2 separate regions of the Homo sapiens genome follow, and region 2 is linked to region 1. The links are chromatin loops, found by intact Hi-C in ENCODE. Cell type or tissue: endothelial cell of umbilical vein. All regions are shown on one strand. Links, peaks and the distances in the headings refer to the core of each region. The heading gives the core; the rest is flanking DNA. Region 1 overlaps LOC107986178 (a long non-coding RNA gene). Region 2 has its middle 54 kb from the start of HS3ST1.

Region 1 (2,929 bases), core at 296-2,795:
TAGTGGTTACCTAAGGATGAGTGGGAGGAGAAAGTGGGAGATGATTGTTAATGGATATGAGATTTATTTTACAGGGGAAAAGTGTCTTATAATTTATACAGATGTTCCTCGACTTATGATCGAGTTACATTGCAATAAATCCATCATAAGTCAAAAGCACATTTAATACCCTGACAAACCCATCATAAAGTTGAAAAATGATCAGTGGAACAATCCTAAGTTGAGGACTGTCTGTATTGTGGTAATTGTTGTGTAGCCCTGTACATATTCTAAAATATGTTGAATAATACACTTTAAATAAGTTAATTGTATCCTATGCAAATTATATTTCAGTAAAACTGTTAATAAGAAGTTGTAGTTAGTGACTACCATGGATCATAGATCATAATGAAAAATGGCAGATAAGCAGTCCACTCTCACAACAACAGTAGATTAGGACAGTTTAGTCATTTGTATACTTTATAATAAACCAAATACAAGTTCAGCAGACTTCTAACATCTTGCACACTCTTTCATCCCCAAGCTGGATTTACTACAAATGTCACTCTCCTCATGGGGTATTTAGAGTCTTGTCATTGCAGAGGTATTTGTTTCTTCCCATTTTGCCTCAGAACTATCCTTTACAAACACAAAGCATGACACCATATGTAGAGCTGTTCACATTCCCTACTAGGTGGGAATCAATCATGCCATATGTAGTTTTGTTTCACTTGTATCCACCAATAACAGCAGCTTCTCAGCAAATGCTTGTGAAAAGAACAGGTAAATAAAGTCCTCCATCAGTGGTTGAAAATTTGTGTCCAATCAGCTACCATTAGACAGAAAACATACTTTGTTTCATGTACACAGATGTTGACTAAAGTAAACTGGTTGCCAACATTTAAATATTGGGCATTTCCACATAAAAACCCACATTTCTAGGCTCTTGAAAATTTGAAGAAAATTTGACTTCTGGTCCCACATGAGAGCAGTCAACTGAATAATTACTGTATCCTAATTTGCCACGAACTCCACCATTCTTGTCTATACATTCATGCATTTTCATTTACTTATAACATTTACATTTGCTTCCTGGTCTATGCACACATTTGATATTATGTGATTTCTGTGTTAACCTGTAACACATTATATAGCTTTCAATGAAAAAATAATTTTATTTTTGTTCTCTTGAAATTGCCTTAGAACTAAGACTGCCATTAGAATGGCCCCAGAGCTTCCAGAGGACATGTAAGTGAAACAAGTGGATGAGTCATCAGAACCTCTGTGCCTGTCATTCACTCCAGTATCGGTGTTTCAAGGTGCACCTTCCAGCAAGAACCTTCTGAGTCACTGCTTAGAAAGTCTGTGGTTACCAAATTATTTAGTAAATAATTTATGTTATTTTTCTCACATTAGTAAAATTACCATAATTTTGTTTTCCCTTTCTGTTTATTAATATCTCTGGGTTCTGCTTGGAAGTCCAGAAAACTTTTTCAGGAAGCAGGCTGCCTCTGAGGCCATTCTCCTTCCTGTCATGTTCAGAAATTCCTGTTCTTCAAGTGGACTCATTTCCTTTCTGCCATTGCAGCTGTTACTCAACCACCTTGGATGCAGAAAGATAAGAAGGGTGACCCCACCTTCTTGTCACCACTTAAGGGTTCAAGTACTATGTGTACACCAATGGCTTCAAACTGTGCATTTTTATCTCAACCTCTCCCCCCAGCATCCAAGGCACACATCCAGTGTCTACGTTTAATCTTAATTTTGATATCCCATGGGCATCTCAAATTTGAGGTTTTGACACCATTACCCACTCCACACGCATAGTCCTCCTACTGTAGCCTTTCCAAACTCAGACTGGCAACTCCATTCCAGCCTAAGCAACTTCCAGCTGCCTTAGAGGCACAAAACTCTGCAGTCTCCTATGACTCCTCTCTTGCTCTCACTCCTGACATCTTGCTCACAAGCAAATTCTATTGGCTCCTTCAAAATGTATCTGAATCTCCCACCTCCACTCCCAACTCCTGGTCCATGCCAGCCTCTTCTCTTAACACTGCAAGAGGCTCCACACTGTCTTTCTGCTTCTGGTCTGCTCCCACATCCCTTTCAGTGTATTCTCAAAACACCCATCTGAGTAATTCTCATGAAATATGTCCCATCTCACTCCTCATGTGCTAGCTTCTCCATTTACCCCAGACTGCAAGCCAACAACCTTGCAGCGGCCTCAAGGCCAGAGATGATCCAGACATACATCCTCTCTCCAGACTTTTCCCTGTTCTATTCCCCGCCTTCCACTCTGCTGAGTGGAGTTCCTGATAACTATGCAATGTTCTTTTCTCAGATGTCTGCATGACTAGTTCTATGTCTCTTTATTCAAATTTTACTTTCTCTATTAGGGTTCCATAGCCACCTCTTCAAAATTATTCCCCCAGTACTTCTGATTCTCCTTACCTAATTTATTTATCAGCTTGGCATTTATCACCATCTTTATATTTTGTACTATATATTATATACATACTATATATACACACATACATATTTGTATACTTATATAATTTTACATAAATTTATAAAACTATATAGAAACATTTACATTTTTACTTATAAACAAATTACATATAAAAGCATATATTTTATGTATTTTACTTGTTCATATATTTTATCAGATTCACTATATTTTGCTTATTCAATGAGTGTAAATTCATTGTCTATCTCACTCGCCAGAATATGTAAGCTCTCTGAGGACAGGTATTTGTATTGGTTGTGTTTCCAGCTGAATTTCCAAGGCTGAGGACAGATCTGGCACTAAGAAGGCTCTCAAGAAATTGAATGAGCCACTTCAGCCACATCCCATTGGCTAGAACCCTGTTGCAGGGACCGTAATCTAACTGCGGGGTACCCTGGGAAGTGCAGAGGGACAGAGACAGGTGCTGAGCTCCAGCCATCTCTG
Region 2 (2,929 bases), core at 258-2,757, 66 kb after region 1:
TGGCAGAGGAGGTTTTCAGTGAGAAAATGGTCTGGAGAAAACTGCTATTTTTCTGGAGTAGCAGTGATAGTGGTATGTTAAAATCATCAGGTTTTTTAAATTGCAAACAGAATAGTCTCAGAGCTTTTCTGATCCAAATTTACTCTGATAGTCTCCTATAAAGGGGTTTTGATAATTTGACAAAAACTTCACAGGCAATTTTGATTATCCCCATTTCCCGAGGTCATGTAGCCCAGAGAGCCCCATCTCTGCCCATTGAAAAACAGCGTCTAGCTTACATTTAACTTCCTTTGTGGTTCTCCATCTTGATTCTGAATACCATTCTCTGAACCAATTTTTCATATGTGGGGACCCGGTGGACAATGGAGAAAGGAGAAGAACTACCCCTGTCACCCCACTTTTCACCCATGGCCTTTTTGGAGGCCAGAGCACAGGCAGGGCTCTATGATTATCTAGAATTGAGATCACTTTCCCATCCCTGAAGCAACCTCAGACTGAGCGGCTTAGGCTACAGAGGTTGTCCCAAGCCTCAGAAGTAGAATTTCAACTTCTCCAGAAAAATACATTGAAGAGAGAAGTCTAATTCTGCCACTTAAACCTGCTGTCTCTCATAGTGAGATTCTGGTCACTACAAAATATGGCAAAATTCAGAGACTCAATTTTGTCTGACAGCTCAGCATCAGGTCCTGACAAGACAAGCTGTTTAAATATCTATGTGGCAAAGTGGGACAATTTTGTTGAGTTAGTAATGGTCAGTGGTGGTAGATGCTTTATCTAGAGAAATGCCTATCATCCAGTCCCATGTTGGGCTGTTGACCAGCCATTTTCTAGGCTGCTTTAAAAATAAAACCATCTTAATTTGTTGTGGCATTATTTTTACTATTTATTAACCAAACCAAACATGCAAATCACTGGAGATTTAGTGATTCAGCAAATGATAATAGAACGCTAAATAACAAGAGTGATGGCGGCACAGGAAATCTCTGCTTTATCTAAGACATTAACTTTTGAAACAAGAAATAACTTAAAAATTAGAAGACTATGTCATGATTTTTACAAGAAAAGGAATAATTAGAAGAGCTATATTTATTACTCCATGTCAAGAATGTGAAATGCTACGTATTTCACATTATTATATTATTTAATCTTCACAACAAAACTTAGAACTATGTAGATTTTATGGATTAAAAAAATGAGGGCAAGAAAGCCAGAGTTCATTCAGTAAAATGATTTTTACGACCTATTCTAGTTTATAAATGAAAAGCAAAAAGCCCCTTCTGCCTTTTCTGGTACAACCATGACCTGTCTCTTGGTTTAACGAATATTTGCATTCCCAAGCAAACATTCTAGGCCTCTTTCCTGATAGAGTTGAGGAAATGATGGTGTCTAGAATAGAGACTTAGTCATAACCACAAGTCACTGTCTACCCAGCCACACGCTTCTCTGGCACATTTGGATTGTGTGATTTTGGACTTAGTTTTCTCCAGTGACAGAAATCTACATCAAACTGACAAAAGCCAGTGGTATTGTTAAGACCCATAACTCCACTGAATAAAGAACTTACTGGAAGCATCTTGTGTCACTTGACAGCTGAATCACCCAACAGGAAATATGTAGGGGTCTGCTGGCTATTAAAAAACTGGAACCAGGGGTTTAGAAATGGTGCCAGGATACCTACTCTATCTCTACCTTTCCTTCGTTCTGTGGTCTCTACATCATACTCTATGGTCTGGCTTCCTCCATGTGGCAGAAAACTTGTCTTCCCATGCCTGGAGAGAAACTGACTCGCATGCATTCTGGTCACAGGTTTAGAAATTGGCTCACCTTATGTTGGGTGCCCATCCCTGGGTCATCACCTAAAGTCAGAGAAATAGCTCTGTTAAGATCGGGGTACCTCCAATGCAAACAACACAAATGAACAGAAAGAGAAAAACATTCCAGAATAGGGGGAATGCTGATCCAACAACACCATTGACATACTGTGGGAGGGCGCTGTGGAGGTTCACAGCCAAGAGGCAAGGGAGAAGCTTCTGGTAAGTCGAACGCAAACATTCCGGTGCTGCATTTTCAAACTCGAAGTAGGTTATTGTCAAGACCTCAGAGCTTGCATGCATTCATTTATTCATTTCTTAGACATTTCCTGTGCTGAACTAGAAGAAAAAACAAGAATAAGATACGATTTCTACCCTCAGCATTTACTGCCTGCGTGGAGAAATAGACAACTATACTAATGATGTCAGCATTGCGAGCCCAGTATATTAACAAAGGCTCATGAAGGGTGGTGTTTTTCATGCTGTATGTTGAGACCCACTGGCAGGTCATTAAATCAATTTACTGGGCTGCAGACAGCACTTTCTAAAGGAATAAAATAGGCCAGAATATATCAGGGTGCGTTATACTGCAGTAAAGATATAAGAGTTTGATAAAACAACTGTGTTCTGATTGCATAGGAGGCTCTGTATATGCAGGTTTGTGTACCAGGTCATGCTGTAAAAGGCATTTCTGACTTCAGGTCATCATCAAAAATCTTTAAATGCCATCAGTATAGTGTGAGTAGGAGCACAGAGGAGAGACATCTAGATGAAATTAGTAGGAGGTAGAAGAGGAAAGGTTTTCAATGAAGAGATCTCATGCTGAAACTTGGAGAAGAAGCAGTCATTCCAAGAGAAAGAACAACTTGTGAAAAAGGCCCTAAGGAGTGAGAAAGGAGGGAAGATTGATAAAGACCTGTGGCTGCAGAGTAGCAGAAGGAGCCTGCAATGGGTCAGGAATAGGGCTTGAGTCCCTCGGTCCGCCAATGCAGGAGGAGGGGCTGATGTTGAAGAATAGGGAAATGGGGCACGTATTTATCATGGAAGGTAGAAAGTAATAATGATAATTAGGATAAAATGCTATGCAGCTTTAGAGTAGTACAAGAATACCGTTCCTT

The links. A loop is a pair of places that touch in the nucleus more often than their neighbours do. Peaks named below come from ENCODE experiments on the same cell type or tissue, not always from the same donor. Only the 100,000 strongest peaks of a DNase experiment are listed, where the experiment ranks them.
Region 2: it touches region 1 in a loop (4-fold over the local background); 2 of 110 quality-filtered maps call a loop at or near these places.

What each region holds. Positions count from the first base shown.
Region 1 is chr4:11,547,346-11,550,274 of GRCh38, reverse strand. The region is part of intron 1 of LOC107986178 (a long non-coding RNA gene); the gene reads right to left. Among named protein-coding and RNA genes, the nearest start is that of HS3ST1, 120 kb to the right of the region's middle. In endothelial cell of umbilical vein, for the core only: no CTCF peak of the experiment used is centred there; a DNase peak (open chromatin) is centred at 1,494; H3K27ac peaks cover 1,837 bases.
Region 2 is chr4:11,481,742-11,484,670 of GRCh38, reverse strand. No RefSeq gene overlaps it. Among named protein-coding and RNA genes, the nearest start is that of HS3ST1, 54 kb to the right of the region's middle. In endothelial cell of umbilical vein, for the core only: no CTCF peak of the experiment used is centred there; no DNase peak of the experiment used is centred there; H3K27ac peaks cover 334 bases.